Linked DNA regions of Homo sapiens: region 2 is linked to region 1. The links are chromatin loops, found by intact Hi-C in ENCODE. Cell type or tissue: heart left ventricle. All regions are shown on one strand.

The links. Hi-C counts contacts between places; a loop is a spot of excess contacts. Peaks named below come from ENCODE experiments on the same cell type or tissue, not always from the same donor. Only the 100,000 strongest peaks of a DNase experiment are listed, where the experiment ranks them.
Region 2: it touches region 1 in a loop (2.9-fold over the local background); 22 of 110 quality-filtered maps call a loop at or near these places.

The regions. Positions count from the first base shown.
Region 1 is chr6:90,178,032-90,180,531 of GRCh38, reverse strand. All of the region lies in intron 4 of BACH2 (BACH transcriptional regulator 2), which reads left to right. Among named protein-coding and RNA genes, the nearest start is that of BACH2, 120 kb to the left of the region's middle. In heart left ventricle, a CTCF peak has its summit at 1,124 (motif pointing right); no DNase peak of the experiment used is centred here; H3K27ac peaks cover 429 bases.
Region 2 is chr6:89,975,961-89,978,460 of GRCh38, reverse strand. All of the region lies in intron 6 of BACH2 (BACH transcriptional regulator 2), which reads left to right. Among named protein-coding and RNA genes, the nearest start is that of GJA10, 83 kb to the right of the region's middle. In heart left ventricle, no CTCF peak of the experiment used is centred here; no DNase peak of the experiment used is centred here.

The DNA.
Region 1 (2,500 bases):
GAGAGGTGGTTGAGGCATGAAAAGCTACCTGTTGGGTACAGTGTACACTACTTGGGTGACAGGTACACTAAAATCCCAGGATTTACCACTATACAGTTTATTCATGTAACCAAAAACACTAGTATGCCTAAAGCTATTGAAATAACATTTTTAAGTATTAGTGCAATTTTAAGTTCATAATTTTAGAGGTATAATTGCTATAAACTTAGAAACATTTAAACATTTAGCTATTTATATTTCTTTTATACTTATTTAACTTTGGAATTTTGAATAATAAATTTTACTCTTAGTTTTTTTGTGCATAATAGTTTTTATATTGATTTTAATAAGTAACATCAATATTTTAAAAAGTTAAATTTTTATTTTTCATATATTGTTTCTTGAAAGTGTATAGCATTTATACTTCTGAAATTATTAAAGTTTAAAATGCACTAAGACTTTTAGAATTCCCTGTTAAACATTCTTTTTTTATGTTTTGCTCTTCTCAGAAAACTGTGTTGAAATCTCTTCATTCAATTGATAAAGCTCTAGAACATTCTTTTTAATGGGTGCATAATATTCCAGTGGGGTAACTATTAGAATTTTTTATTCTACAATTGCCCTACTCATGGATATTTACTTTGGTCTCAGTTTTTTTGGCCATTGTCCACACTGAAATCATAAACATCTTTGTATTTGTTCTTAGATACAGTGCTATTAGTTCTATGGCATTGGTTCCCAGGAGTGGGATTGCAGGATTAAAGAGTAAATGTAATTTTAAATTTAATAGATGATACTATAAATGGCTTTAATTAATCATAATACCTTAGATTTTAGATTCATTGAAAATAACATTCACATGCATTATTTCTTTGATGCCCACAATAACCTTTGAGGTAGATAGAGTGGATATTATTCCCATTTTTCTGATGAGAAGATGGAGGCACAAGATGCTTCATAGTTTCTTATAGTTACTCAGTTAGAAAGACCTTCACTCCAGTCCAGAACTAAGCCTTATCCTCAATAAGCTCCATACAGTCTTTCTTTACCTACATTTTTTGTTTTGGTAGATCAGTTAGAAGAAAACCTTCCAAATCCATCAAGTTAAGAAAAAGAAAGGTACCTTTGGTTATGCCACCAGGAGGGGGCAGTAGTTGAAACACATTTATTTTTCTAAATATTAGCACCCCAGCCCCTTTTAGGGGTTGTATCTTTGTTTCTTTGATATTTGTAATGTCTTAATTTTAGTTTTAGGTTACTTGTTTCGTCATTAAAATCTTCATTATGACAGATGGATACATTTCATTAGTGATCAATTTCTTCCCATTTTTTTTTTAATTTATAGAAATACACACTAGAGTGTCTCCCAAGGGTTGTAATGCACATTGTTTCCTTGGTTCCCTTAAAGAACTCCTTCACATATTCGGAGTCTGACTGACTGTTCAAATGCCACTTTTGCAAACTTACTGGCAATGTGATTCGGGGCAGTTCATGTAGTGCTCAGTTTCCTCATCTGTAAAAAGGGGAGAACATACCTTCCTCCTAAGTATATTTTAACGAGTCATAAAAAATGTAAACCATTTAGCACAGCATGTATCCCAGAGCACAGGCTCAGTACCTACATGTGCATATGTGGTCCCCTGCGGAACCAGGCTAACACTGCTGATAGTAACATGTTGAGTCCAGCCATGTCTCCCAGGAACACACTGGGTGGTATGTATTTTTTAAATACTTTGCATCTGTGCCATTCTCAAAATGCCATCAAGCTCCTCTGCATTTTGTGCCCAAAGCAAGTATTGATGCAGCACAGCTCCTTAAATAAAAGTGAAATTATAGGAAGTCTCATGGCATTTCTGGGTACTTTTTTTTTGAGTGACAAGTGTTTAAACCACAGTGAATACTTTGGTTCCTGCAAGGGTTTGATTGAGAGGAACAGCAAAAAGAAATTTAGTTTCTCTTCCTCCAAGTGAACATTGTTTTCTTAGCTGTCTTTTTTGGGAGTTGGGAAGGAGTGGTTACTGAAAACTAATAGTGTGTGTAAATAGGAGCGAGGAGTACAGTTAGCGTTTACGCACTATTACTAGTAGACACGCCCCAGAAATGGGCTCAGGAGACATCTGGGAACAAACAGATTTTTTCCCTTCAAATATGTTAAGAATCTTTTTGTTTCTAGTGGGAACAGCTGTAGGATTCAGCTGTTTGTTTGTAATCTGATGTCTGAGTGAGGGATGATGTTTAAGATGTAGTATACTAATATACAGAATGTCATCTTAGGTAATAGTGAGGTGGTGAGGGAAGTGGAATGAAGCTGGGAAATTCAGTGTTAGAGCTGACATTTCATTCTCTCCGAGGTTTGTGAAAAGGCCACAGCAAACTTTGCATTTCCCCAGGAAGGAGGGCGGAGGTTCGGTTGGTATCACACCCTGCACATTATTTAAACACTAGCTTGTTGATTTTCTCTTCTGTGAAGAGCAGTTATAGAAAGCGTGTTTCTGGCTGACTTCATCCTGGTTCCCTGCTA
Region 2 (2,500 bases), 200 kb after region 1:
AATGCATGAATGGGAGATATTCCTGGACTTATTTGCATTCATTACTTGCTGGTAGTTTCTCTGTTGAGGTCTCCATCCTTGTTTTTACAGAGCTTTTGGCAGTGTTTCTGCAGTTGGTGTGTGAATTTTTATGATCTGTTGCATGTTATTCATGCAATTTCCTGCCCTGTAATGGTATCAGTTTTCCAGACGCAGAGGAATACAGACTAAAACCCAGGAGCCTGTATTAGCATAAAATGTCCCAGTTCTGTCAGTTTGATTAATTTGTCTCTTTGTCTCCACTCTATATGATAAGTGCTATTAATGGTTGCAGCACTTCATATGTCAAAGTCTTTCTTCCTAATGACTTGAAAATGCGGTTTATTTCCCCCCTTTTTGTATTATTTTTCTCATTTAGCATTCCACTCAAGTATAGATTTATGCCATGCTCTTTCATTATCTTACTGGTTGCAGCACTGGAGTGATTACATATGGTGTAGAGTATGCGTAAAGATGTGATCCCAGGGGCAGCAGCTGCTGATGCAAGCTGAAAATAGATCCAGCGTACGCTCAGCACTTTTCCCAGAGGCCTTTTATTTATTAGTAACAGTCTTCGTACAGGACAGCTTGGATCCTCATTTAGCAAGATGACTTTTTGCCTTTCTGAACACTGCAGTGACTTTGCTCTATTTACTGACACTGCTGTGTAATTTTTTTCAACCGCCTTGTATCTCAGCAATGACTTAACCTAACATAAATTGTAATATAATCTCGATATATAATGAACTCAAGAAGCGATAGGCTCCATTTGAAGTAATAGAGCTTGACAGATCTAAGGTTTAAATTAAATAATCCTATTTGTAAGACAGCATTTGTACATGGTACACTGCTTTAAAATGAATTTCTATTCTTCTCCAGTGGTTCTTACACCGTTTTTAGTATTCTCCCTTTCAAAAGGACTTTTCTTCAGAAAGAAATGGATTGCAAAGCCAGCAGCTCTTTCATAAGGAAAGAATAAGATGAAATGTTTTTTTACCCAGTTCAATCACTGAACTGGAACCAGCATCATTAATGATTTGAAATGGGTAGTTATTAATCCAAGCTGGCAAATCCAATAGCTCAGACTTCTCTATCAGCACAGTACATCTGTGATACAAATATAATAGCAGAATTTAGGATTAAGATAATAGCTAACCTTCTGTACATGGCTTTAGGTTCAAATATATATTTTTTCATAAATTTGAAAAGTCCCAATAATGAATATATGTATTCATTTTTCAAATAAATCCAAGAAGGGCTCTTATTTTGTATTCTTTTTGAGAGGTGTACTTTCAGTAGGATAAGGAGAAAGTTCATTGTATATCCTAGCAGATAGCATCTAGATAATAATTTCTCACTGCATGATAAAATTTGCCAAATTGCAAAAATGAAAAAGTATTAACATTAAAAGTTTACAGACAAATGACAAATTGAGAGTATTACTTATCGGCAGGACCTAGTCATATGAAGAAGCTTTAAAGAAAAGTGAATTTGTAAATAGCGAGCAGACCTTTTTCTGGTGAAGTAGTAGATAAGGGAGGCAAAAAGCTCAGGCAAGTTAATAAATTTGCTTTTTGCTATTTTATGTGTGATTTTTTTTACCTGCTCCAGAGCCAACGAGGTATCTGGACAATTATCTCCTAAAATCTGTTATTGCCTTTGGGCTAGTACCATGAGTTTTTTCTCTTTGGTAATAGAGATTTTATATGATCAAACAGGGCTAAACCCATGATTTCCTGCTAGGTTAGGTTAAAAATTAAAACAGTGATTCAGGATAGAGACATAAAGTGTGATTGTTTCGTTTTAGTGGGTACGTGACCCATAATGCTGTTGAAGGAACAGTCATTCAAACCGTTTCTAAAATAAGCAAAGCAAGGGACATTTGAGTTGAGTAAAAGAGAAGACCCCCTTTTCCTGCCCACACACACAATTGCAGGAGCAAGTATAAGGCCACAGCATATTGTCGGCTGTGATCATTGTGGTTCATATATCTTTCAAGTTTGTTTTGGAGTTTAGACTGCTAGTAGCCCACTGTAATGAGAGCAGCAGCTTGCCCCTGCCTTACAGATGCCCCCTAAGGCAGTAGTGAGATGGTAATAATAGGATAGAAGGCAAGCGGGAGCTTGCCTGCGGCTAATGTGCCTGCATTTTTACGCTTTATTTTTGTCTTCCTTTCTTTCTCTCCCATCCGGCTTCACGCTCTTGCGTACAAAGAGCACCCAAGCCAGTTCTCCAGACTCATCCCTAATTCCCTCCTTGTGACACAGTAATGTTATAGCTGATTTTATTCTCTGTCTAGTGGCCTCAGAACAGCGGGCGATCTTGCTTGCTATAGGAGAAGTGATACTCAGGCATGACAAGATGGATTCAGGATGGGGTTTAAGTATTAACTCTTAATTTCCTAGCTCTTGTGGTTCTAAATTAGATTCCATGTTGTTATAACTGTGAGAGAATGTGAGCATTTATATGTATGTGTGTCTGT